Regions from separate parts of the Mus musculus genome. Here regions 1, 2, 3, 4, 6 and 7 are each linked to region 5. Evidence: chromatin loops called from intact Hi-C (ENCODE). Cell type or tissue: gastrocnemius. All regions are shown on one strand.

The links. A loop is a pair of places that touch in the nucleus more often than their neighbours do. Peaks named below come from ENCODE experiments on the same cell type or tissue, not always from the same donor. Only the 100,000 strongest peaks of a DNase experiment are listed, where the experiment ranks them.
Region 1: it touches region 5 in a loop (2.2-fold over the local background); 2 of 42 quality-filtered maps call a loop at or near these places.
Region 2: a loop joins it to region 5, with 4 times the contacts of the local background. A loop is called at or near these places in 2 of 42 quality-filtered maps.
Region 3: it touches region 5 in a loop (2.4-fold over the local background); 2 of 42 quality-filtered maps call a loop at or near these places.
Region 4: it touches region 5 in a loop (11-fold over the local background); 2 of 42 quality-filtered maps call a loop at or near these places.
Region 6: it touches region 5 in a loop (2.4-fold over the local background); 2 of 42 quality-filtered maps call a loop at or near these places.
Region 7: it touches region 5 in a loop (6-fold over the local background); 5 of 42 quality-filtered maps call a loop at or near these places.

Annotation. Positions count from the first base shown.
Region 1 is chr1:82,123,136-82,127,135 of GRCm38, forward strand. No RefSeq gene overlaps it. Among named protein-coding and RNA genes, the nearest start is that of Mir6344, 6.8 kb to the right of the region's middle. In gastrocnemius, no CTCF peak of the experiment used is centred here; no DNase peak of the experiment used is centred here; H3K27ac peaks cover 1,512 bases.
Region 2 is chr1:81,545,180-81,549,179 of GRCm38, forward strand. No RefSeq gene overlaps it. Among named protein-coding and RNA genes, the nearest start is that of Nyap2, 470 kb to the left of the region's middle. In gastrocnemius, no CTCF peak of the experiment used is centred here; no DNase peak of the experiment used is centred here; H3K27ac peaks cover 2,505 bases.
Region 3 is chr1:81,552,809-81,556,808 of GRCm38, forward strand. It overlaps the pseudogene Gm6198. Among named protein-coding and RNA genes, the nearest start is that of Nyap2, 480 kb to the left of the region's middle. In gastrocnemius, no CTCF peak of the experiment used is centred here; a DNase peak (open chromatin) is centred at 2,348.
Region 4 is chr1:81,971,494-81,975,493 of GRCm38, forward strand. No RefSeq gene overlaps it. Among named protein-coding and RNA genes, the nearest start is that of Mir6344, 160 kb to the right of the region's middle. In gastrocnemius, no CTCF peak of the experiment used is centred here; no DNase peak of the experiment used is centred here; H3K4me3 peaks cover 199 bases; H3K27ac peaks cover 2,818 bases.
Region 5 is chr1:81,895,410-81,899,409 of GRCm38, forward strand. No RefSeq gene overlaps it. Among named protein-coding and RNA genes, the nearest start is that of Mir6344, 230 kb to the right of the region's middle. In gastrocnemius, no CTCF peak of the experiment used is centred here; a DNase peak (open chromatin) is centred at 2,007; H3K27ac peaks cover 3,048 bases.
Region 6 is chr1:81,514,390-81,518,389 of GRCm38, forward strand. No RefSeq gene overlaps it. Among named protein-coding and RNA genes, the nearest start is that of Nyap2, 440 kb to the left of the region's middle. In gastrocnemius, a CTCF peak has its summit at 2,353; a DNase peak (open chromatin) is centred at 2,394.
Region 7 is chr1:82,286,479-82,290,478 of GRCm38, forward strand. Irs1 (insulin receptor substrate 1) reads right to left here. Exons shown (of 2, transcript NM_010570.4): 1 at 299-4,000. The coding sequence ends at 320. Among named protein-coding and RNA genes, the nearest start is that of Irs1, 3.0 kb to the right of the region's middle. In gastrocnemius, CTCF peaks have their summits at 2,348 (motif pointing left) and 3,800; DNase peaks (open chromatin) are centred at 179, 466, 649, 1,102 and 4 more places; H3K4me3 peaks cover 4,000 bases; H3K27ac peaks cover 4,000 bases.

The DNA of each region.
Region 1 (4,000 bases), 230 kb after region 5:
GATAATCTCTCATTTTTTTTATTGTTTTATTTTAAAACAGGGTCTTTCTATGCAACCCTGGCTGACCTAGAACTCACTATGTAGACCAGATTGGCCTTTTTAAAGTAATCTAAAAAGGTTACTTTTTGTGTAATATTAGCTCACACATTCTAGATGTTAAGGCTGAACATCTCTGATAGATGGCATTATTCTGAATGCCACATTACTGGGTATTTTTTAATAAATGAAGGACATGCCTAATAGTGATATAACTGAAGATTGAATAAGATAGCCTGGGTAGATTTAGGAAAATAGAAGAACACACATCTATTCTGTTCCATGGCTAGACTTAAGTGCCTTCCCTCCCATGAATGAATGAAATGGCTGAGCCTTATATAGGATGTGGGGGGGGGGGGCGTGGAATGAAAGGTTGTAAGAAGTGATGTTAATCTCTCGACATCCACTGTCCTCTCCCCCTTCCATTCTCAGCCAAGCACAGATAAACTGGGCCCCAAGAGTATTAGGAGAGAGATAATCTACACTAAAAAACACAAGAGTTCTATCCATAGAGAATCTTCTCTCACCAGCCACAGACATGGCCCACCATCCTCAGGCCAAAACATAACTGATCTTTACACAGGCTTATACCCCTATGACCTATGCCCTTCTACCCTGTCTCTTTCTTCTGTGTCTCTACACACTACTTTCTTTTTGTTGCAATAGCATTAGGTGCTATGATTTGAATATGAACTGCACCCCATCCCCATCCTACCCAGGACATACTGCAGGCTTGGTTGCCAGTTGATAGGTTGTCAGAAAGTGACTGGTTCCTGAGGTCTCTGGCTTAATGAATGCATCAACCTTAAAATAGATTTGTAACACGAGGTCTGCAATGGGAGACTGTGAGAAATAGAAGGTAAGGTATTTCAAGTCTTGCCCCGCTCCCTTCTTGTAGGCCTTATCTCCACTTCCCATCCACCAGGCTGTGACTCGCTCTGCTCTACCATACACTCTCAGCTGGGATAAGCTGACATTTCTGAGACCATAAGCCAAAATAAGTCCTTCCTCCCTTGAGTTGTTGGTGTCGGGCAAATCTTCACAGCCATGAGAAATATAGCTAGAACATGAGAATCCCAGCTTTCATAAGAAGGAAGGCCCCTGTCAGAGATATAGGTAAATATCCAGGTAGGACTCCTCTTTCTCAGTCATTTCACAATGTAACACCAGCCATACACATGCCTTCTCTCTTCTCGTTGGAGATTAGAGGGAAACCTCCCTTAGTAATTTAATCAGTGTCAGGCAATCCCCCTCTACATGAAGCAAAAGCATGAGATCCAGTGGACCTACATTATTGATCACCACAGAAAGACCACCAGAATTCAGGCCATGTGGGGATCTTTCTCCTCTTTCAATGAGCCGGGGTTTGCTGCTTGGAAGGAGTGCTAAAAAAAGCATTTGAAGAAAACTGTATTCGAGGCAAGAGGAATACCTTCATTCTGTCTGTAATGTGTGAACATTCATTTGATCATCCCAGTCTATGATCTCCTCGTAGCCACTGCTGGATCATATAGCTGTTCTGCAAACAAGCCTCTTTCCTGAATGCGATTTCCCTCTTGGGCCACTGCCAAGAACAACAAATTGAACTTTAACTCCAAGTTGGAAAAGTTTCCCTTTCCTGACAAGAGTGAAACCCAAGTCTATTATCCTAACTTAACTGATAATACAATCCTTTGATGTTACTCTTTGAACGTTCCATGTAAGTTGAAAGTTACTATGGAAAGAGAGAAAGAAAAAAAAAAAAAAGAATCACGCAAAGGAAGCTTTTGAGTTTGCAGTTATCCTAATTCTTAATCTCAGACACAAGACAAACATTTCGCACTTCAGGTTTGCCATAACAAGACCCACAAAACTTCAAAAACGCAGGCAGATACATCTGAGTTCATTCATCTCACAGGACTCCCTAGTGGCCATATGTTACCTTATTTTTTTTGGTATGAACTATGATTTCTGTACATTCCATTATGTCTTCAACCTGGAAACAATTTCCCCTTTAAATATGGATGTGAAAGCAAAAAGGGAGAGCTAGGAGGCCCTGCTCACAAGGAGTCTCGCTCCCACAGACCCCTGCTCTGGAGGACTCCTGCTCACACAGAAATGTGCTCACACCCCTGACCCTCTGGACACATTTGCATAATAGAATGAGTCTCTTTTTATGTTGTAGCTAGTTGTTTAAATCTAATTACCTGTCCACAGATCCCATGAACCGAATTACCAACTAAATATTACTTATGGCCCCTGCCAACGAGAGTCCCTGACAACAATTAAAAGAGAAAAATATAGAAATAGGTCTGTGATTTATGTAAGCTTTAACCAAACCACTGGAGTAATAGCCAGAGTGAGAACTGATTGCTTTGTTGAACTTCCTTGAATGTACTTTACAACTCACTGTTTTTATTTTGAGTGGCACTGAGGGTCAGGAAGGACTACCGTATTGTGTGCAGTGTCTAACAACTGTTTATGATTCTCTTCTAGTTCTTAGACAAGAGCAGCCTTCCAAAACCCATTGGGGCAAAAATGTGCAGGAATGGATCATAAGTCAGAAAGTGCCTGACAGCACAGAGCGGTAGATCAATAGCATTAGTCCATGAGCGAGTGGATGGAAAGTGGGATCCCTGTCCTTAGCACAGGATGGACTCCTGAGGAAGATTCCAATAATTATTTCTTGACCTGACAGTGTGTAATAGAATCTTAATGTTTTTAGAATACATAGTGAGCAACTAAAATATGAAACTATTATCAGATAAGCACAACCAATTTTACACACACACATACACACATACACATTCAATATGCCAATAATTAGATCCTTCTAAACATTTATAAACACCACTGCTTACTCTTCTTTTCAGTAGTTGGATGACTTATTTTCACCTCCATGCATTTTGTGCAGTTATGTTTGCTGTATTCAGTAACTTACCAGACGGAAGAATGGTAGCTAAGGCTTGGACAGTCAAAGACATCCAGAAGTTGAGTTACCTTATGTTCCCTGAGTTGGCTGTGAGCTGCGCTAGGTTTTAGGACAGAACTCCTTAGCACCTGTGGTTAGGGAGTTCCTGATCAGACAATGATAAGCAGTTCACGGGAAATTCTGCAAGTAGCTGCTGTCTAGGAGGTTTAGGAGAGTAGAGTCCTGACAGAGAAAGTCTCTGGTTCCCTGAAAACAGGAATAGGAGAGGAGGTGCTATTTAGATCCTCAGGAAAATGGCCACAGGGTCGCAAAGTAAATAATATAGATCTTTCAAAGAGATGGTGATGGAAGGAAACAAAATGCAGGCATTATGAGAACTGTCAAAAGCAGGGAGGGAATCTGTTTCTGAATTCTAGCCATAGAGTTAAGCAAAAGAGGTAGGTACAGAGGCCCATGAAGATTCACATCCGTTAACACTAGAGTCTGTACCATGGACAAAAAAGTAGTAGAATCAGAACCAAACTGTTGTACAATGTAATTCCAGTCATTGCTGTTCCTTGTGACAGACCAGAATGAGACTGAGCAAAGAGAAGACCTGGGTACCACAACACACTTGAATATGTTCATTCATTCATTCATTGATTCAAGAAGTTCCAGTGTGAGCCAGGTGATGGTGGTACACACCTTTGATCCCAATACTTGGGAGGCAGAGGCAGGTGGAACTCTGTGAATCAAAGCCATCCTGGTCTACAGAATGAGTTCTGGGACATCCAGGGCTACACAGTTAAACCCAGGAGGAGGAGGAAGAGGAAGAGGAGGAGGAGGAAGAGGAGGAGGGAGAGGAGGAGGAGGAGGAGGAGGAGGAAGAGGAGGAAGTTGCTCCAGTGTGGTCATTAACTCTGTGCCAGGCACCAAGAGCTGGTGAAGATTAAGATGACCCAAGCTATCAGGGAGAAACTGGGAAGCAAGTTTTCACACAATGGCTGCTGGGAGGAAGACAGCTAGAAAGGGAGCTACATAAAAGAAGGAAGCAAGGGATACAGAAAGAAAGAA
Region 2 (4,000 bases), 350 kb before region 5:
CCAAGGAATGTCGATGCCCTTTAAGAGGTAGAAATGGATTCGCTCTGGGGCTCTGCAAAGGAATGCAGCCCTGCTGACACAAGGACTTTGTCCCTGAGAGAGACCATGTCAAATTCTTAACTTTCAAAAACATGAGATAATGAGTTTATTTTTAAGCTACTGGATCAATGCTTGTTTGTTTTAATGGTGTGTAAGAATAATCTGGAAATGGCCCATCAATGTTTGAGAAGGCCCATCAAGGAGCTCAGCCACTGTTTTCATGTAAACGGAGGGGCTTTGAGTGGTAATTTTAATATTAATGAGCTTTGTTCTCCAAACCATAGTATTTGGGGAAACAGAATCTAATTCCTAAGAGAACAAGCTAGGCATTTCTTGGGCTCTGTTTTGCTAAGAAAGAGCACTGTCTGGAACAACAGAAAGAACAATGTTCTCCTTGGAGTCTATCTGTACTCAGTCTCTAACTGAAGAAGAATAAATCACACCAAGCAAGGTTTACTAAATGTCAGACATGAAGTTCACCCTTTGGTTGGATCTGGTCCTAAGCAGAGAAGGTTATTTAATACTGAGGCAGACTTTAAATTTGTCAACCCAATCAGGGAGGACTTTGATGCGGGGCTTCTTGCTTTGCAGGCTCTGGTTGACGACAGATTTTTAATTTATGCATATACTTAGTTTCTTGGTACTTTTAAAAATCCTGGTTCTGCCTATGTGCGCATCCTTTGTATGGTGATGTGGTAGTCCAGACCTGTGAGAAAGCTCCACAATCACTTGCTTCCCCTCCCTGCTCCACTATTGCATTAAGTTTCATGTTTACAACATTCTAACTCTGTGTTAAGAAAAACAACCCTGGTCACCAAAGCTTATGGAGCCTTCTACATTTCCCAAGGTGATAGTCATGAAGAAGGCAGGCACTGAAACCAAACATTCTAACACTTACTTTATGAAGTAGGGCCATTCATCTACCTGGGTATGAGAATAGTTTATTTAGAGCAAAAGTCACCGGAGGAAATCCAAACCCTTAGAAAGGGCTGTGGAGGCACATCTTTTTCAGGCCACCTAAAGCTCTAGTTGGGGGAGGAGCAAGATGAACATAGCACAATAAAGTGAGAGGACTAATGAAGAAGTTCAGAGGATACCGAAAAAGTTTGGGAACTGTTAAATGACAATCACTAGGATTTCTTATAGAACTTTAATCAGTTCATCCTTTGACACTGAAGTCATTCAAAAGTTGCTAATTGGAATTTGAAGGGGTCATTAAGCCCTTACTTCTGGTTTTATTTAATGGACAGTCTATTAAATTAGGATCTAGAAATATCTCATTGCAAGGACCGGGAAATGGCCTAGTACATAAAAGCACCTGCCACCCAACTTGATGAACTGAGTTCAATTCACCAATGCTTCATGATAGAAAAAGAGAATCAATTCCAAACAGCTAAGCTATCCTCTCTCTCTCTCTCTCTCTCTCTCCCTCTCTCTCTCTCTCTCTCTCCTCTCTCTCTCCTCTCTCTCTCTCTCTCACACACACACACAAACACATAGTTTAAATAAATAAATGTAATTTTTAAAAAATATCTGAATGTATAGTATAAAATCCACAATGATGATTAAATGAGGTCAGAATATATTTTAATCATAATTGAAATAAGGCTTTAATGTTACAGCAGCTATATACTTAGTTGCTTTTTTTGCCTAGGGGTGGCTGAGAAAGGGGCAACTGAACTGAGACTCAGGAATGGAAATATCATCACACAATACTGCCACTAGAATGGGTTAGACTTTGGCAATTATTCTACGTCTAGATCTTAGTCTCCATGAGTTCAAAGGCAAATACTAAATTTTGCTCTGCCAGCCAGTAAGAAATTTCACAACCTGCTGTAGCTTTTTGTGTGGTCAACTGAGATACAAGCACAAACACCAAATGCACAGAATTTATAGTCTAATTTCCCTCATGAATAAATGACACATGTGTCTGCTATAAATCATTGCAATATGTGAAGGCAGTTTAATACCTGCAATTATGTGCTCTTTACCTGTATGCTACTTAGTAGTTTTAAAATTAAGTTTAGTATGATTAAAAGCAATTAGAAAATTAATTTTAAACGAACAAATAATCCAACTATGGTTAAGCATACAGTTAAAATTTTAAGAAGTAATTTTCATGTGAAGACAAATTAAAATACTCTTAGTAGTTTCAATCATAAATTGAAAAAAAATTAAAGTCAATTAAATTATGCTCTAAAAGCCTGCATTGAATAATACATACTGTGTGGGGTAACCATGGCTCTCTTCATGGTGCCCTCTAGATGTTCCCATGTAATACTCAGAATATAAGACCAGATTTGAAGTGAAGCAGAAACTTGTTCCAGAAAACATTGATCTGTTGTATCGTTTTATTAGTTTCTTTTGTGTTTCTCTTTGTATTTGGTCATTTATTTTAATGCCAAAGATCGAACCCAGGGCTTCCTGCACACACAGTCTATCTCTGGGCTGTATCTCCAACTGAAACTACACATTTTTAAATACTGACATAGAAAAAAAGCAAAGTTAACCCTGGATGAGAATTAGAGAAAAGAGATTGGTTTTGTTAATGTCCCCAGCTAAACACAGTTGTAAGCATGACCCTATCAGAATAGCTTCTGTTCTCTATTTTCATTCCCTGCTTTCTCTATATTTCTCCTTCTAATGCTATCCTTTCTCAGAGGCTATTTCTCATTAACAAGTGATGCGTTCCCCTCAAGCTTTGGAAACTACCTCCCATTAATCCTTCCATGCATCTTCTGATGCTCTGTATTACAACTTTTACAATTGAAGCTGAGAAACCCAAACGTAGATAAGATGAACCATAAGGGAAAAAAGCCAAAGGGCTGCCTCAAGCAGAAGGCAGGCTTTTTCTAAGTTTGTGGAATCAAATCATACTTGGTTCCTTGTTCCTTGTGTTCTCTTTCATTTAATTCCACAGGCCTGTGCCTGTTTTGGTGTAATTATCTACTCTCTTGATACATGGACTAGACTTTGGAAATAATCTATAAAGTTAAATTTCAAAAGTGAGTTTAGTCACTTCCAACAGGCATTTGAAGATGAACACCACCTTCCTTTGGTTCATGCATATTTTGGTCTTACAAACTATAATATTCTATATGTTTCAGTAGTGGAAGAGGTACAAAATACTGAAGCCTACAGCACAGTGCCCTGGCTGAAACTTCTAAAATTATATGAAGATATTCAGAGAAGGAAGACAGAAAATTATTCTTACAAAAACATTTTGAGACAAAAAATTGTATTTATATTCGTACAAGTGTGCTTAGACGCTTCCAAAATGATTCAAAGATGAAAGAATCTTTTCATATTAATTGACAACTAAGGATGTGAGGTAGCATTAGACTACAACTGCCATATTTGATCTCCTCCTGTGTGATTAGAACAAACTCATAACTATCACTGGAATAATGGCTACAGTTTTGTGTCTGTCATATACCCCTCCTCTTTAAGAGTTTTGTTGCTTATTTGGGAACCACTTCATCCATTGCACTAGGCATCTTATAGAGCATACCTGATATCATAAAATCTCATCCCCACCCACCTCTGAACTGATACTTTCTGAGTCTACTTTGCCCTCTCTGCTCCTTTATATTCAACATTGTCTGCTCCGTCATACTATCATTCCTAGAACTGCATGATCACTCTCCCACATATTTAAGGGTTTTGATAAAACAATGTCCTTTCGGGGAGGATGATAGCAATAATTCTATGCAAAAGAAGCCAAGGAATAGGTGCTCTCTATTAATTAGCCACTCTAATGTTTTATGGTACTTATCAATACTCAGCAACCTGTCATGCTGTGTTTCTTCCTTTTCTTTCTTTACCTGTGGGTTTCAGGACAAGAACTGATTTGCTTAATGCCACATTTCAGCACCCAGGACAGTGCCTGGCCTATTGTCCTTACATAATAAATCGCTGTTAAGAATGAACTAAGAAATAGTCTTGGGTCCAATGCAGACTT
Region 3 (4,000 bases), 340 kb before region 5:
CATGGCCAGCCAATGAAGTACAAGCTCTGAATGGGACTAGGGATTGTGCAAACTCTTATGGATGAATGGTTTTTCCATGATTTTAAGTGAAAATGATGTCCGAAAGAAAACTGGTGCCCTCAGTGTTGAATGGGAGAGATTGAAGCCTGGGCTCTTCAGTAATTCTCTTGAGCAGTGAGGGGGGAGCAGGATCCCATTCACAGATAAGATCTATTGCTTTTGCGTGCCACAACTTCACAATGAAGCAAGAGAAGAGTGATAAATAAAATAGATCATAATTCCTGCCAGCCACTTTAGTGTGTTTGGGGAATTTGCATCATAAAATATGTCAGGCATTAACTTGCAAGGAAGATGCTAAAGAGAATGATGAAGTGGGTGGATATAACAAGCAGAGTGAGCTGGTTTTGACTGTGGGTACAATGACCCAGGATGACTTTCAAGAGAATGGTATCTTTTTAAATGAGGTCCCAAAGAAAGGGTTTAAATGTCTCACTGCACAGCCCATGCTGTTTACTACTGTATTACACTAATAAATAACCATTTATGACAATAGAAATTTCCATAAGACACTGTTAATCCTTTATAAGAATCTATTGCAGACACATCACTGTAAAGATCATTAAGTAGAAAAAATGCTAATAGCTCTAAATTCAGACTGAATTTCATTACAAAGGCATCAAGGGTAACTGGAAAAGCCATTTGTACTCGTTTTGTATACATTTTTATGGCTGATAAGACTTTGCCTTACTGCAAATAATCTTAGTTCAGAAAATGCAATTATTAATGGCAATTAGAGAAATATTGTTGGAGAAAAATTCAAAAGGATTAATACATTAACACATGCCATTTGTATTGTGACTCAATTTTATGCTGAAAAGTAGTTGATTGATAGATGTCTTGTTTGGATTTATTGCTGTGGAGAGACACCATGACCAAGTCAACTCTTTCTTTTTTAAATGGAGAAATCAATTTATTTTTCTTAATTCTGTTCTTATAAATATATTCATGAAGACCAAAAGAGGGAAGGAAGGTTGGGCTGGTGATGAAATGGGAGAAAAGGAGGGTGGGCCCTCTCAATTCTACTCAGCCAAAAATATGAAAGAAATTAATTTCATGTTGGGAGAAGAGATTTTAAAAGATGATAGAAGATGGGAAGAAGGGGGAAACAGAAGGAGAACAACCAGGGAAAGGAGGAACCCATGACAAGGGAGTCCCATGGAAAGGAGTCCCATGCCAGTGTGAGAATTCCTTTTCAGCCATAATGTGGTAGGCTCTGACCCAGTCATCCACCTTAGCTCCCTGTGCTTGGCCCTTGTTTTTCCTGCCAGGCCATCCCTTCCACAAGCTATTGAAAGCTAACTCGTTCCATGATCCTCAGGTCCTAGTTCTTTTCAACCACTTGAAGTTTGAAGCGACTCACAGAGTTGTTGGGTGAAGGGAGACGTTCTGTGTGGCCAGGAGTCTGGGGAACACAGCCACTATAGTGTGCAAGTCAGAGAGGTCTGAGTGGCCGCCATTCTCAGCAGTCCCACTGTTGACAGGCTCCCCCACCCTGACCTCCCCCCTCCCCACACCTGCACCAGGCAGCCCTGAGCATCCTTAAGCCACTTTGTCATGTCTTGGCACCAGACAAGGTAAGCTGGGTGAAGAGTTTGTCTGCCTCCATTCAGGTGATTTCTTCAGGGAGATCAGTCACCTCCAGCACCCTTCCCAGCACATCTGTCCCCAGGTCAGTGGAGGCAGATTTTAGTGCTTGTCTCTTGCCTCATTTTCTATGCTTCAATCCACTCTAGTGCACCGTGTAAGTTGACTGGCCATGGAGCAAGAGAGGGCAGATGGACAGATTGTATCGTAATGGCTGACCCAATAGGGAATAGCACCCATCACCCTGTGTGGGACCTCCAGGCCAGGGGGTGAGAGGTGATGGTGTGAGGACAGGCAGAGGGCTGAGTCCAGTGCAGTCGATGCAGAGACTAGGACAGGAGAGGGTTGTGGAGACTGGGAAGATATGAAGGGGCTGCTGCCCATGTGTGCTTTGGCCTGAGGGTTATCATCAGATCTCCGGGCTTCTGAACATGCTGGTCCACTGTAGTATTTGCAGTGACTCCACTGGACCATGGATGGATTCTGAGGGTCCTGGGGTCCATTAGGGACATTCAGTTGCATGACCACCACACCTGGTCCAGAAAGTGACAGTCCTGAGTCCTGCTGTGGCATCTGTGGTGGGCTGCAGGGAGAGGGATGCTGAGCCATCTGGTACTGCTCAGAGCCAGGAGTCTGTGGAAACCTCACAGAAGGGCTCCTCCGGTTCTACTGAGCTGAAGGGATCATGCTGTACTCCACAGACACACTGCCTGCTAGGAGGCCTCCTTGTACAGACTGGCTGGCAGAGATCAGCACGGGCTGCTGGAAAGGTGGCTGGACCACGTTTTGTGAGTCACTGCCCACTGGGACTCAGTAAGAAGGCAGTGGAGTGTACTGAGCCACCAGGTCTTGCATCTGGCCTCCCATGCTGCTCCTCTGCTTGCTGAGTAAGCCCCAGTTCTGAGGCTGCGGGACCCCAAGCATGCCTCAGTAAACTGTCTGCTGCTGGTTAGACATCATGGGTTGTAAGCTAGGCTGCTGGGACGCTTGAGAAAGCCGTTGTCCACATTAGGGGATGTAGGCCACCGCAATATTGCTGGTTGGGATTAGGTTAGACAGAGGGCAATATTGCTGGTTGGGATTAGGATACTGTTCGGGAGGGTAGTAAGAACCCTGGAACTATTGAGGTGACTGCATGCAGCCTTGGGGTAGCCGGACTTGCTGGGTAGTTGAAGCATGGCTAGAAATGGGGTCTGCAACTCTATAGGTGGAACAACAATATGAACTAACCAGTACCCCCAGAGCTCGTACCTCTAGCTGCATATGTAGCAGAAGATGGCCTAGTCGGCCATCACTGGGAAGAGAGGTCCCCTTGGTATTGCAAACTTTATATGCCCCAGTACAGGGGAATGCCAGGGCCAAGAAGCCGAGTGGGTGGGTAGGGGAGCAGGGCAGAGGGAGGGTATAGGGAACTTTTGGGATAGTATTTGAAATGTATATAAAGAAAATATCTTTAAAACGAAAAGAAAAAGAAAAGAAGAGAAGAGGAGGGGGAGGGGAGGGGAGGGGAGGGGAGGGGAGGGGAGGGGAGGGGAGGGGAGGGGAGAGGAGGGGAGGGGAGGGGAGAGGAGGGGAGGGAAGGAAAAGTTGAAAGTAGGGAAGGGCTTTCCTGCAGAAGCCATGATGAAACTAGCTTGCTGAGGATGCTGGGAGATAAGTGGGGGTTGGAAAAACGCTGAGGATGGGTCAGCTGCTTCCGTAGAACCTTAGCGGCTAAGACTCATTTGTCCAAAGGAGTTACTGAGGTCTTCTGCCTGTGAAATCATGTGATTATTCAAGGGTGGCTGTTGTTGAGGAGTGGGTGGGAAAGCAGGAAGTTGTTGTTGTTTGTTGTTGTTGTTGTTGTTGTTATTGTTGTTGTTGCTGCTGCTGGGCAGTACAAGGAAGAAGACTCTGGACAGACTGGGGTGAGGTGACCTGGTTGCACACTTCTGAGGCGTCTAGTGCCATGCCTGGCGTGGAAAGCCTGCCTGCCAATGCTGTCCGCTCAGCTGCTGGGTTTGGTGACAGAACCATATGAGTCTGTGCTGTTCTAAGGCTGTGGTTCGCTGTCTGTGTTGCTCTGTTGGCTGCTTGAGGTGCAGCTCAGCTCTTCCCTGTTCCCCTGATGTCACTTAGATATCCATTCTGGCCAGTCTCTGGGGCAAATTCTCTCTCAGGCCCTTTGATATTCCTCCTCTATCTCTTCTATTGACTTGCTCCTTCCATCCTGCAATGGAGCTCTCATCTGGTTATCATCTCAGTCCATACTAGCATCACCTCTCTTGAGAACGAATCTCTTTTGAAATTATGTGTTCTTCTCATCTTTTATATGTTCTGAGAAACCCTGTTCAGGGATCCCCATGTTGGTGGTTTT
Region 4 (4,000 bases), 76 kb after region 5:
CCCTTCCCCTCTGCCATACTCTTCCTCTCCATGGAGTTGCTTCCTGGGTCTCTGGGAAACCAGGAAACTCAATGACACCTAACCCATTTTCATTTACATATTTGGAAAGACTAGTTAAAAGAAAGGTTCTGCCTTCTCTCTAGTCTGTTTTTCCAATGGACCTGGTTGGACATCACAGCATCTGGTTACTTCAGTAAGAGGACCAAACTGGATTAGCAGCCTTCCTTCTTCCACCAGTAACATAGAAAATGATTCACTGACAACATTCTTTTTCCTGTTCCCATGGGGTGGGGGTGGGGGCAGGTTTTACCAGTGTTCTAGATCTTCCTATTGATGTGATAAAACACCATGGGTAAATCAACTTTGGAAGGAAATGGTTTATTAGTCAACAGTTTATAATTTATGCTGAAAAGAAGTCAAGGCAGGAACTAAGTGGAGAAAATGAAGCAGAGAAAACAGAGGACAACTATTATATTGGGTTGTTCTCCATGGCTCATTGAGCCTGAATTCTTATGTGATCCAGTGTCTCCTTCCCAGAGAAGGCACTGCCCACAGTGGGCTGGGCCCTCTACCTCATTCATCTAACAAACAAAATTAGCCACAAGATTGTTTTTGGCTTCCTACAGGCCAGTCCAATGGAGGCATCTTCTCAACTCTGGTTCCTTTTTCCCAATGACCCTAGCTTGCATAAAGTTGACAAAAAGCCAACTAGCACACAGAGACAGCCACCTAATTAATAAGAATACCATTGATCAGCACCATTAGAGACTGAGCAGGTAGCCTATGTCAGAACCTACCAATAAGTCAACCCATTTCCAAAACCCACTTATATTCCCCATCCATTGCTTAGAAACAAAGACCCACTGCTAGCTTGTCTTAACAACTTAAAACACACATTCAGCATCATCTCACAGTTTTTGTTAATGAGGACTCTGTGTGGCTTAGCTCTTTCCCTACGCCAAGGTTTTTTTGTAAGGCTTCCATGAAGCTGTGAGCCTGGGAAAACTTTTCCTCTAGTGGTTCAACTACAGAAAAACCTATCTCTAATGTCCTATGATTATTGAGTCCCTTTCTTGGGGAATAGAGGGCTACAGTTCTCTCACCGTATTGTTGACAGGAGCTGCCTTCAATTTCTTGCCTCTCAAATGTCTCTGCACCCCAGCTCCTTCAAATTCATCAGAAAGAGAGAGTAAGTGGAGAGTTTGTTGGCAAATTGGAAGCTACAGTCTCGTGTGACATAATCACAGAAATGATATCCCAGCACAGCTGTCACGATCTATTAGTTAGAAGCGAATTATAAAGTCTTTCCCACACTCTGGGGAGGGGATTACACAGGGACCACCAGGGGGTTCATATCACCGAGAGCCATGTCAAAAGCTGCCTTTCCACATTGCCATGGTATGAATCTAGACTATTCTCCATGAATTCATTTTTTTTCTCAATGCTCTGTCTGCAGCTTGTGACACTCACATTTGAAGCTGTGATACCTTTAGGAAGTAGGCACTAGCTGGATAAAGGTTAACCAGTTGTTTAGGATGGGTGTTTGGAGGTATAACCCCTAGACACACAAACACACACACACACACACACACACACACACACACACACTGCATCCTGTCCTGGTAATGTGAATAGGAGTTCATCAAACACTCCTGCTACCATTAGTAGGCCTGCTTCATCAGCCCAGCCATATTGGACTGTGACTCTTCAAAACTGTTGAACCAAAATAAGTTCATAAAGTTGTTTCCCTCAGATATTTGTCACAGTAATGAGAAGAGTAACCGATACAGTCCCCAGCAAATTACTCCAAGTTCCCCTCCACTTTCAGTTCTAATATGAGAAAGGAGGGGTACTATTTATTGAGCTCCCTTAGATAGCTGAGGCTCACCCCTGAGATTATTCAGTGCATAGCTGGGCTATCTGTCAACAGAATTAAATCCCTGGTTAATGCTTGAGTGGTTTCTCTGTGCTCTGACACAGTGTGAGGCAGAATCTTGCTAAGGCTATTAACCTTACCCTGCAGTCAATCTTCACTTCACCTTTCCTTGGGGAAACCTGAGAGAATTCACCCCATGTCCTCATCCAAGCCAATGATCTCACATAGCCACATGCTAAGGCCAAATGTATACTTGTCATGCCAACTCTCAGGAGACAGAAATACTGAAGACTCATGTGACGCTGGGCAGGTGGCACTGGAGACTATGTGGCGCCCAAGTCCAAACTGTGTCTTGGTCACGAAGGAGCACTGAGAAGTGTGCCATGTACTTATCACCATGCAGGTCTTGTTCATAAGGAAGAGCATCCAGAGGATAAGATGGCTGAATTACACAACCCCTTCTATGCTCAGGAAGCAGTCTCAAGTGCTGTGCGTAATATAGTGACATTTACACCCTGCAAAAAGACTCCAAAGCTAATTTGGAAGCAGTGAAGTATCACTTGGAACATTTGTCTTACCATCCAAGGCATTGAAATTAATAATAGGCTCCTATAAAATAAGAGCTAATTGTGGATAGATTAACATGTCACCAGGACAGGTACACAGCCAAATATGTAGAATGTTTTATAGAAATATGTTTGGCTGTTTGGTTGCTAAGTTTGTATTTCCTGTTACTATTTTCATTTGGTTACTAACAGCTTTATTGATTTGGGGATAATTTACCAACGTTATAATGCCTATGGTTGTTCCATAAGAATTATAGATCAAAAAGGAAATAATTGGTAGAACACAAATGTTTTCATTGAGATCATTTTCAAGAGGACCAAAATGAGAACTCAGCCAGCATCTAAAATGAAGAACTACACTGTATGAGCCTTGAGCTGCATTGGAGCAGCAGACAAGAAGGTATGAAAATGGACTCAAGAGGAACGTCATGCAGCTTAGACTAGATCATTGCCTAGTCAGTGACTATGTACCTTCTAGCACACAAATCATTCCTCTGGCAAGTTCTAGACATTTCTAGAAGAATTATCTGTGGCAATGTATTCAATAGAGTTAAACTTTCTGTATTCGGGTTGAGTTGACCAGTAGCTGCTTCTAGGAGTATGAAAGTAAACACTTCAGGCCGTACAATCGCTGTGCTGCCTGCTGTGCTGATTCACTACTGACGAGTAGGTACTAAGAGTGTGCAAAGCATTAATGAGCCTGAAATCCCGACATTTTTTCAAATATAATAGGAATATGCTCGTGTTGCTGTATCTGCCAACACAAGTAGAGATTTGTTAGTCAAAGTGTGGTCTGAGCAACGGTAGCTTCTTCACTGCCCGCAGTTTATCTTCTGCTTGCTGGTTTGCTTGGCTTGTGAGAATGCAGAATCATGGATGTAAGCATTATCTATATTTAACAAAACTCCCAGGTAATTTGCCCTCACATCAGAATCTGGGGAGGGCGGGAGGGGGCAGGGTTCTGCCCCTAAATATTTCTTTATAAACCTAATTAGTAAGTACAAAGAAATAAAATTGCAATAGTAGTATCTGCCTGTCTCTTTGTCTCTGTCTCTCTCTGTCTCTCTCTGTCTCTGTCTGTCTCTGTCTGTCTCTCTCTGTCTCTGTCTGTCTCTGTCTCTGTCTCTGTCTCTGTCTCTGTCTCTCTCTCTCTGTCTCTCTCTCTCTCTCTCTCTCTCTCTGTGTGTGTGTGTGTGTGTGTGTGTGTTCAGTAGAGATACTACAGATTACAATATTATTCAGATAATCTTCCAGGGAAGATTTCAAGGCAGAGGGAAAGCCCTAGAACTAAATTTACTGCAGCCCTCTAAAGTGGGACTCATTTTACTGAGATCTTTCTTTCCATGAGAGATAGCTTTACCCTTAAGCTCTGAACATATTAGGGAGACGATTTATTACCAACCCCAGAAAGGGCCTTCATGTTAAACGAAATAACTCTGCTGAAGCTCTAGTTGATGTTAAACTGGTTTGTGTATTAATTCCATGGTTATAAATAAAATTTCAAGAGCATATCCCTCAGAAAGAATGTATAAAATCTGCACTAGGCTAATAGATATAA
Region 5 (4,000 bases):
AACTGCAGTACTAAGACAATGGAGCTACTGAGACAATCTAGGTACTGAGACAACCATTGTACTAAGACAATTGAGGTCTTAAGGAAGACAGGATACTCTGGATGACTTACTGATGCTATATATTCAAACCCTCTGATCCTGTTTGAACTGTACCCCCAGTGATACATTGCCATCACTACAGAGGGACTCACTGTTCTCCCTCCCCCCCCCCACCACTTCCCCTCTTCTTTCTTTTTGTTTTGCTGAGGATAGAATAGAAGATCTCCTGCAAGTCAGGTTAAGTGCTCTGTTACAGAGTTGTACCTTTAACCCAACTTTGCACCATAGTTTTGGTCATTCTAGCTATAAAATAGATAATTCTAAACACATGATTACTTCAGGCCCTGAAATAAAGTGTTTTTCTCTTCTAGGACCCAATAAAATGTAAGGAAAGGTCTTCAAAAGTATTTTCCTTCAAACCCTCACTACAATAAGTATACAGTGTCTCCTAATATCAAGGGTCTACATTCCTGTTCTCTGTAAGTTTGAGCCTGGTAAACACAGAGAATTTCAGGCTACCCAGGATCACATAATAATCATGGACCAAAAAAATGAATAACAATTAAAATCCTGTAAAAAGAGAAAAAGAAAGCAAAGAGTTCCGCAAAACAAAAAAGGGCCCAAAACGTACAAATCAAGGGTGAAAGGGTGAAAGAAGTTTTTTTTGTTTTGTTTTGTTTTTTTTTTGTTTTTTTTTTTAATGTAGAGGAAAAAGTGATTGAGGAAGACACCTACCATTGATCTCTGAGTTCTATAGCACATGCATATACTTCAAGATATCCATATACACATATGTACATTTGCATTATTATACATGCACATGTTCATAAATATTTAGCATTTCATCATTAGTAAATAGGACTTACCATCAAAATACAAAGAAAAATTCGCACATTACCAGTCATTATTAGTAAAGTTTCACCAAATTGCCAGGTTGTTGTGAATGAGAGCTGTATAAGTTTGTTTTCAAGGCCCTGTTAATTCCCCACTATGTTGGGAGAACCTTTTTCTTCCATGTTTTTAATTGTTTGTTATTCATTTTACTTTTTCTTTGATTACTATGTAACCCTGAGTGGCTTGAAATTCTCTATATAGACCAGGCTGGCCTCAAACTCACAGAGAACAGAAATGTAGACCCTTGATGTTAGGGGTAACTGTATGCTGTTTGTAGTAAGGATTTGAAGGAACAACCTTTTGGAAACCTTCCCTCATTTCTGTTATATAAAGTTTTCATTTTCTTTGCAAATTTTCTAAAAAATGAAAATTTCCATGATCCTACTCTTTCTCAATTGCATTTTTAAAAACGACTTAACAGGTATTTCAAAAGAGAATTAAGAAATATCCCTGTCAATTCTTGGCATCTAGAAATAATGCATTAAGAATTCATGATAATCATCTAGACTATTAGAAGAGCTTGGGCCAAGCAGATCAACCTCTTCTCACAGATTGGATAAGGGCTACCATGTTTGCTATAACAAGTCATAAGCTATGCCTTGTGAATTGACACCATCTGCAAAATGGCATCTGTTAAGGGTAGTGTGGAATGTTCCCAAAAGCCTCATCATGAGCCATTCCCTTCTGAGCAAAAGTTAGAAAGAAGAATGTGCAGTATCAAGAAAGAGCCATATAATGATATCCAGGGACTCTGGAGTTTAAAATAATATTGCTTTCCCCATAGATAATCCAAACATAGATTTAGTGTTCTGAAGCGTAACAATTTCCCTCAGGGAAAGGTTTTTTTTTTTTTTCCTAACACGAAAATTCAAGCTAGTTGCACACACATGAACCAAGAGGACCTTGGAACATTCAACAAGCTGGGTACGAGCTGAACCAGAGTAGCAAATTAAGCATACTTAAAAATAACAATAAGGATAAGAAGGATCGCAATCAAACTCTGCACTGAGAGAGGTCACAGTGACCAATACCACTCAGTGCCAAATACCCAAGGCCTTCTTGGCCTGCTGCGTTTGGAAGCTCTGGGCCAGGCTACAGCAGGCACCATCCCCAGCTTTTGCTTGCTTAACTTTCAGTGACAGCCAGTGGCTCAGGTTGCAAATTTGCTTATATTTAGAAGAACAGGTGTGTGACCCAGTTCTAAGTCAACTCAGTGCCCTCCTTGCTGGTGTCATTGGTGTCATTTAGATGTGTTTCATGGAACTATGATGACTTCATGCAGAAAAGGACACATGGCCCTTCTTTACACTTAATTCTGTGCCTTATCATGGGGGAAGTATATATCACAACTTCTCTTCAGAGTCTCCTTTCTTGGCATAATTCTACAAGATTTGTGGGAAACATCAAATGTCCCCCATTGGCTTAGGCTTTGAATATTTGTGTCCCTCCTAGGGCCACTATTTGTGTAAGCTGGGGACCTTGTGAGAAATGGGTCCTAGTTGGTGGAAGTAAGACACCAGAGGCCAGTCTGTGAGGGTGATGACAGGTGCCTGGTTCCTATTACTCTTCCTCTGCTCCCTGTTTCACGGTGTTTTAAATAGTCTACCATACTGAGTATCTCAGTTATTTCTACCAACTGACCACTCAAAAACCAGGAGTCACAACATATCTCTCTTCCCTTAAGTTGTTTTAGGCAGGTATAGTGGTCATAGTAAATAAAATGTCTAATATAAGGTGTTTTGTACTATCTCATGACTTTTGGGGGAAAAAATGAAGAAAAAGAATCAGAAGTCCTGGGTTTGAATAAGATTTCAATTAGAAACCAAGTTGGCTCTTCCCTGTGAGACCTGGGAAGGATCATAAGCTCTGATCTTTAGTTCCCCCCTTCTGCAATATCCCAAGGTCACTGTGAATTCTAAAGGAGTTACCAGAAAGTTAAGCTTCATAAACAACAAAGTATTTCACAAGTGCAGATCACTGAAAGATGCAAAGGGCTCTTCTAAAGCCAAATATGATCTGCAGATGCTCACTGTGAGCGATGTTGGACATGCCAGATATATGTAGAATTCAGGGCGACTTGTTCTTGAAAATAGCAGCTTTGCAGCCACCTTACTCAGTCACCATCTCATGACCAAATCTGATGAAAGTATAAGGAAGTGAAGAGACTCAGCTGTGCTACAATGATGCCCTCCTGCCAAAGATGTCAACCCTAGTAGTTACCCAAGTGTCCATCTACATATTTGTATAGAAAGTGATGTGCAGCATCTCTAAGCACATATAAGTAGAAGGCCTCTTCCTGGGAGAAGGAAAAGAAAGTTATGTTCCCAGTAAGATTTAACTTGTTTATATTGTAATAGGAATGATCATGCATTGTTAGAAAGCCATATACGAATGATTAAAACTGTTATGGAGAAAATAATACCTACTTTCCACAAAGCAGCTTAACCAAGAGTATCTTCTCTTAGACTCTTCCTGCTTACAAGTAAAACTTTTCCCACATTATACTGAAGATGGTAAATATTAGTGCATAAATGCATAAGACATCCATCCTTGTCAAACATAAACATTTGAAATGTACTCAAAGTTTTTCTTGGACATTTCACCTCCACTCATGTTCAAAATCCCCTAGTTGTTCTAAAATATGGATTAGAACATTGGAAGATATCACTATAAAGTTGCCAACTTAATAGGAATTCTACTATCATAAATCCCAGACAAGAAAATGCCTTCACCATTAAGGACAACAATTTTCTTCCTCAATGAATTTGGTCATGATTATTATCCAAGTCCACCTCCACTGAGCCACCAATCAGTACTTGCACTTGGATGGGCATGGCACCCAAAGAGACTTGTACACTGACCTTCACTTGATTGCATTTAAAGAAATGTAAAGTTATAAAAGCCAATCTGCTTGATTTTGTCTTCTGTGTCTGACTGTCTCCCTCTCTTGTTATCCATCCCTTCCTCTTTCTCCCTCCCCCATATCACACACACACACACACACACACAACAATTGATGTTTGACCACATTGGAAAGAAGAAAGCATTGTTTTAATATTGCCTTGCA
Region 6 (4,000 bases), 380 kb before region 5:
TATGACAAGATATGCTTGGGAAAGACATCACAAATCACCTGTGAGGAGTTCTGTGAGTAAAAATGAAACAAAATATCTTTTACTGGAAGGATCACTAGTAAGTCAAAAATCGATTGGGAACTTAAAATGGCAAAAACACAAGATACTTTTTTTAAAAAAATTGCCAGTTGTAAATTTTTTAAGCACTTGGATGATTTTATGGGAGTTTATAAAGAATGAGGATACTCCAAATTTTAGTCATAATTTGTATCTTCTCTCTGAGCTTATTTCAGTTCCTAATTTTAAGTATTATTGGTAAGAAATATCTTATCTCTTACACTTGTCCTCATGTTTTCCTGATAAAAGCCAAAGAGATAAATGCACATCATGTCTAAGGAACAAAAAGTATCCCTCCTCCTGTTCTTGAAGCAGCAATATCTATACTGGAAAAGCTAGAAAGGGTCTGAATGTTTGCCAGTGATTAACAATGTTGATTTTTTTTTCATGGACTGGGCAGCCATTTGCATATCTTCTTGATAAATGGATGCCCAGATAAATCTCTCACCTTCAACTATAACCATTTTCAAATAAAAATACAAATACAAATTTCAAAGGCTTAGCAATTAAGAGCATTGGCTGCTCTTCCAGAGGACCTGGGTTCAATTCCTAGCAACCATAATGCAGCTCACAACTGTATGTAACTCCAATTTCAGAGGCTCCGGTAACCTCACACAGACATACATGCAGGCAAAATATCAATGCATATGAAATAAAAAATAAAAATAAATGTTAAATGTGCCCATTATCCTGATACGTTGAGTAGAGTCACATATATATTCTCTATATAATTTATTTACAGATAAAGCACTTACAAATAGTTTTTCTCATTCTCTCCACTATGAATGTCTTCCTTATTGTGTATATGCTTTTAGGTAGATATAAACACACTTGACTAATTTTGTTCACACTATTGAAGACTTAGCCAGTGTCATCTATCTGCTACCCTGAAGGTTTTCCTGTTTTCTTCTAGTATTTTCAAAGTTTCAGCTCTTACATTTTAGTCTTTGAGACATTGTGACTCTGTCTTTAAACGTATGGTCCAATTTACTATGGACAGGCATTTTAGTGCTATACTGAACTGTAGTGGACAGAGTGAGCACTTGTGCCATATACCAGATCTTAGGAGAAGATATTTCAATTTTTCCCTTTTCCATACAATATCACATTCTGTCTAAAGCTGCTTTACCACTCCAAAAGATGGGGGCAGGATCCAGATCATATGGATCAAGAGAAGAGAGGAGATTCTCTAACAATAAAAAGAGTGAGCTACTACCAAAATATAGGAGATGCAAGCAGAGACCGTAAAAATAAATAAATAAATAAATAAGAATTAGCTCAAACGAATTGTCAGAAATGAACATCCCTCTGGGTCTTGATTCCAGAAGTGATATCCATGTGTTTATTACCCCCAAGGTGATACACAGTTTTTACAATAGGACTATGTACATGAATTATGGCCTTGCCTTGAAAGCACATATGATATTTAGCAAGTTTAAATATTTTTAAAACCATGTATGTGCACACCAGTGGAGGTGTGTGCAAAGGCCAAAGGAGTCAGATGCACTAGAAGCAGAGTTAACAGGCAGTTGTAAGCTGATTGACATGGGTGTTGGGACCAATTTATCCTCTGGAAAGTTATCCTCTGGGTCCTCTGGAAGAGCACTGTGTGTTTTTAACCTCTGGGCCATCTTTCTAGACTGAAGATATATTTGGATGTGGTAGCTCATTTCTAATCTCAGTGTTCCTCGGGTAAAATAGGAGATGGAGACAATGTACATGGACCAGTCAGCCTGGGATGCTTGGTTGCAAGCAGAGAGAGTGGCCCCGCTTCAAACAAGGTAGGTGGAGAGATCCAGCATGTGAGAATATCCTCTGAACTCCAGAGGCATAATATAGCACATGTTGGGTACTACTCTCACAAGTCCACGCACATACATTGACAAAGGAGAAAAAAATCCCTTTTCACGTTCATCTATAATGTGCATGAATGTAAGGATCATCTCTGCATTCTTCCATGTTAGACACAGAAAGGATACATTACACACTGCATGATGAGTAATGTTTGACTTGAACAAAATGCCATCTAGACTAAAACCTTCGAATGTGCATTCCCTTGCGTGTGTCCAGTTCCAAATGACTAAATACATATTCAACCGTAATGCACACCAACTTTCCTATAGTAACATATTTTATTTTATAAACATAAGACCTTCAGAGAGCATTCCAGTAATTCATTGCAAATCTAAAATTCATTTTATGCTCACAGGCCTGGCCTACTGTTTACCATCAGTAAAGAAAATCTTGAGCAATTCTGCCTATGGCCTCTAGATGTCTCACCGAGATTCACGTACCAGAAAATAGCCCGATGCAATCTCCCAACTATAGGCCTGGCTGAAATGTCATCTTGGGACCAAGGAATACTACACTTGGATCAAAACATTCCATCAGTATTTTTTTTAACTTTCTGGAAAAATGAAAATAACAGATGGTGGGGGAATAGGCAGATTTATGAGAAAAATAACTTGGTATGAGTCACTCTGATGAGGCACATCCCAAGCAACCCTGCCTCTTCGGTGATGATGACCAGTTTCCAGGTGTAATCCTTGCGATTAGACAAGTGATGCTCAGATGATGGTCATCGGCCCTTCTTAACATGCTTTGACTTGGAAAACGTTCCCATCGCTTACATCCAAGCTGCGGAAGTATGTAATTCAACATCTTCATATATGTGTTTGGGATATGCTTATACAAAAATAATGATGGTTTATCCTGAGGGGAAATGACTCTACAAGTTAAGCCAGTAACAAAAGAAACCATTTTATCTCTTGGGAGAATTTGAAACATGTTTTGATGAGCAAAAAAATATGAATTTGGGAGTAGTTTAAACATTAGCAATGTGAAATTATTCTTCCATAAGTATTCTTATTAGTAAAATGTTTCCAAACGTAGTATACTGCAGAAGTAAGGTTTTACTCATTATGGAAATACTTTGTTAATATGTATGTGGAAAATCTGATGACAATACATGAACTTGGCAGTTTAGAAATACTACTCCAATCCAGATATTGTCCAGACACTTCCTGTATAGGGAGTTGCTGAGCTTATAACCCCAAGACCATATTTCTCAAAAGTGAAGCCAGTGTAATACTTTCTCATTTTCTAAAGTTGTCCTGCTGATTGCAGGCACTATGAGTGTACCCAAAATGACACCAATGAAAGTGAACAAAATCTCTTTATACTCCATCCAACACCATATACACGCACGTGCACACACACACATACACACACACACACACATTTGCATTATTTGCAGATTTTTTCTAGCTTTAAGTTTTATTGTCTTTAATATCTATTTTTTCCTGACTCTTGACATTCATTCTGATTGGCTTCAAATCAGAAACCAACATAATCAGTAAAAATTGATCTTCAATATATGTTACAGAACTATCTAGTTTGATAGGACCTTAAATAATGTTTTTGGAAGTGCTATGCATTGCTTGTGTCTTTCAGTTTGATTTTGAGAAAGCAACGTTTTCCTTAGTTGATTTGTGAGTTTGGAGCATGTAGTACATGGGCATACTTGTGTTCATTTAAGCCTGCACATACAGAGAGATAGAGCGAGAGAGAATATTTTAAAACAAAACTTTCACTATTTTATTTTAAAATATTCTCAGAGTATCGTCTCTAGCTACTTAATTAGCTTTGAAGCTTTACACTAACTTTTAAGACTCTCCATAGGCTATTTCATGCTCCTTACCCAGCTTGTTCTACCCCAAGCAATTGTAAATGTAATTCTCAAACCCCTTCCCATAGATATCTATTGTGGTAAATTCACTGTTCAAGTCAAATATGACCTAACTCTTTTATAATGCCTTGTTTCATTGAGGTAGACATGATATAATTTATTCCTACTTGAATATCAATTCTTCATTTACTTGTCTCATGCCTGTCTAAAATTGCA
Region 7 (4,000 bases), 390 kb after region 5:
TAGAACTGATTTGATAGAACGTTAAGTTTGGCGAGTTCTACACTTGGGGATTCTCAGAGAGAAGCCCTTCTGTGGCTGCTCCAAACACAGTTCTTTGACTATCTGCCAGGTGTCAATGCGAGGTGAGCATCTGTGTACCCTGACCCTTCCCCACCCCACCCCCACACCTCCTGAAAAAGTATCCTCCCCAAGGACACTGTGGGAAGGAGTGGGAAGAGAAGGAGGGGAAGGAACAGAACTCAAGCACCCCATGGTAAAAGCACTTTTGTCTTCTGACTTTGCCACCATAAAAACGCACCTGCTGTGATGTCCAGTTACGCTATTGACGATCCTCTGGCTGCTTCTGGAAGCTGATGCTGGCATAGTTGCTTAAATCCTCACTGGAGCGTCTTGGGGAGTTGCCCTCATTGCTGCCTAAGGGCTGGTGAGGGGGAGGGGGTGGTAGGGACTGCTGTTGAGAGGGGCAGTCCTGAGAGCGCTCCTTGGCCAAATCCAGGTCTATGTAGTTAAGACTCTTCTCCAAACCCCCAGCAGCCCCACACACTGGAGCCGACTCCTTGGAGACTCCCCCTAGATCCCCAGGTCTCAGCCACACATTCTCAAAGGATGCAGAGCTGTGGCGTTTTACATCCTCACTGCCGCCACCACCACCACCGCCGCTGCCCCCTACTGCAGCCCCTGCTCCAAAGGGCACCGTATTGCCAGCCCGAGTAGGTGCTGAGAAGGTCTCAGAGCTATGCCTCCTCCGGCACCCTTGAGTGTCTGCGCGAATCACTTTGGCACTCTGGTTATGGTTGGGACTGAGGTTCACCCTGGTGAATGCACTCATGCCCCCAGGTCCCTGAGGGCCTCCCAGCAAGGAAGAGTGAGTAGCTTGCTCAGCGGTGGCTCCTTGAGGTGTAACAGAAGAAGAGGCTGTGGAGGATGGAGGAGGAGCAGCTCCTGTGGGTCTAGGCAGGCTCGCCTTCTCTGCAGCAATGCCTGTCCGCATGTCAGCATAGCTGACTGGGGCCACTGGTGAGGTATCCACATAGCTTTGACGAGGACAACCTATCTGCATGGTCATGTAGTCACCACGGCTATTTGGCACCGAACGGGTTGGCCTGCAAACCGTAGCAGACCCCGGAGGTGCAGGGCCTATTCTGCCCAACTCAACTCCACCACTCTCCTGCCAGGTTGCCCTCCGGCCTGGCCCCAAGTCCATGTTCATGTACTCTTCCGAGCCAGTCTCTTCTCTAGGAGCTGGGTGGAGCTGGGGTGGACATCGAACTGAAGGAGAGCTACGGGAAGTTGCAGGGCCAGCTAAATAGCCAGGCTGGCCGCTCCCGAATTCAATATTCACATATTCTCCTGGGCTTTTGGGCTCGGGAGGGTGCAGGGAAGACTGCTGCTGCTGTTGCTGCTCTCGAACCCGGGGTAAGGTGCTTGCCTTGGGATCCCCCAAGGACAGCCTTGTGGGTCGAGCCAGGCGGCTGTTGGTCTGTGCAGCTGTGTCTACCTTTCGAGGCAGGTGGGGCTGCAAGACATGGTGGTGGGGATGTGTGAGGCTTGACTCTGGCCTAGCCCCACAGTAACCCCCACCCAGACTGTCGCTGCTGGTAGAAGAGGAGGAATCTTCGGCAGTTGCGGTATAGCGAAGGCGTCCAGAGCTAGAAGAGAGACGAAGATGCTGGTGCCTGGCACCCTCCTCTGGCTCTCCAGGGCGCTGGGTGTGCTTAAAGGACCTTGGCAATGAGTAGTAAGAGAGGACCGGCTTGTGCTGGGGATCTTCTGGGCCATAGTAGCATTCTGAGGGGCTGCTGGTGTTGGAATCTCCCACTGGGGACATGTTCATGTAGTCACCTGTGCAAGGCAAGAGCTTACCGCCACCACTCTCAACAGGAGGTTTGGCATGAGGAAGGGCATGAGTATGGTGCCCCCCTACTCCATTTGTCCATGGCTTCCCATAGCTGCTCCCAGAAGGGGCTGCGCTGATGCTGCTACTGCTGCTGGACCCACCTCCAATGTCAGGGGAGCAACTACCACTGGGTGACATCATCATGTAGCCATTGGGGTCCACTCTCTGTGGGTGGCGTCTGATGGGGTTAATGATCTGCTGTGGGGCAGATACACTCTTGGGGCTCATGGGCATATAGTCCCCATTTCCTTTGCGGTTGCTGGGCACTGGAGCCACCCCAGGAGACATGGGCATATAGCCATCATCAGTGTGGAGGTTGGAGGTGTCTGGACGGTGGTGGCCTCCACGACGTTCCAAGTGGTGCATCTCTAGACCCTCTTCGGGATAGGAGTGGGTGGGCACGAAGGCGGAATGCCGGTAGCCGGGCAGTCGGCCTCCACTGCCACCTCCTGGTGGGTAGGCAGCGGGCATCATCTCTGTATATTCCTCAATAGAAGCCACTGAAGACTGTGAGGGGGTCTTCTGATGGGAAATGGTAGGAGATGTGCCTGCGGAGTGAGTTCTCTTTCGAAACCGGTTATCCAGATCTGCTGCACCCGCGGCTTCATCTCCAGGCAGCGCTGGGCTTGTCCCCAAGTTAGCACCTGGGATGTAGCGATGGCCGTTGCCACCCCTAGACAAAATGTAGTGGCCATTGGGAGCAGCCAAGGTGGAGGCTCCCTTGCCACCCATGCAGATATAATTGCTCAGCTCCTCCTCACCCCTGGCTGGTGGGGTGTGCCCCAGGGAATCTGGGGTGACACTGCGGAAGGAACTTCGGAAATCGCAGGGACTAGAACCATACTCATCAGAAGAGATGAAACCGCCATCGCTAGGCGAACCGGACACGGAAGCACTAGAGCGCCTCGGGAAGAGACAGTCTGAAGTGGAGCCATGGCCACTGGTACTACTAGATGACAGACTCACTGGGCTGGTGGCTGAAGGTGAGCATCTAGAAGAAGGCATGGGGATGGAGCGGCTGTGGTTGAGTGGGGGGTGCAGCCTGGAGCTGCCTCGATGCCGATGGGCGTGGGTCCTGTTGGTGCTAGGGCTCACAGGACTGCCATCCACTGATGCTGGACGGGACATGGTGCCTTCGCCATCGCTGGAGGCACGCACCCGGAAGGAACCTGGTTTCCCACCCACCATACTGGCAGGGGAGGTGGCAGTGATGCTCTCAGTTCGAGATCTCCGAGTCAGTCCCACCTGGCTGGGTGGAGGGTTGTTGAGATGGTGCCTGCGCAGGGGAACGCTGATGGGGTTGGAGCAACTGGATGAAGACTGGCTTTTGCTGCGAGGGCGAAACTCATCGCTCATGGCCCTCATTGCCTCTAGAATGGTCTCATGCATGTTCTGGGCCACCACGGAGTCATCCACTTGCATCCAGAACTCGCCAGGCCCTGTCACAGCGGAACGCCCCACCTCGATGAAGAAGAAGTTCTCTGAGTGGCCACAGCGTCTGATATTCATCAGCTGCAGCACCACAGCGGCTGCCTCGGAGTTCAGCTTCACAAAGCTGATGGTCTTGCTGGTCAGGCAGAGGCGGTAGATGCCAATCAGGTTCTTTGTCTGACCCAGGCCCTTGGGTTTCAGGATAACCTGCCAGACCTCCTTGAACGCGGGTCCTGGACCCGTGTCATAGCTCAAGTCCTCCCCTGCCTCTCCAACGCCAGAGCTGCCGCTGCAGCTACCGCCGCAGCCTCCTCCAGCCCCGTCATGGTGGGCCTTTGCCCGATTATGCAGCTGCAGAAGAGCCTGGTACCAGCTGTCTTGCTCAGCCTCGCTATCCGCGGCAATGGCAAAGTGTTCGTCTCGGGTGTAGAGAGCCACCAGGTGCTTGTTCTTGGAGTCAGCCCGCTTGTTGATGTTGAAACAGCTCTCGAGGGGGATCGAGCGTTTGGGGGCGCTCGACTTGTGCCGCCACTTCTTCTCGTTCTCATAATACTCCAGGCGCGCTGGGCCCCCGGCCTCGCTGGCCGCCCGCAGCACGAAAAAGCGCTTATGCATACTCTTGGGCTTGCGCAGGTAGCCCACCTTGCGCACGTCTGAGAAGCCATCGGTATC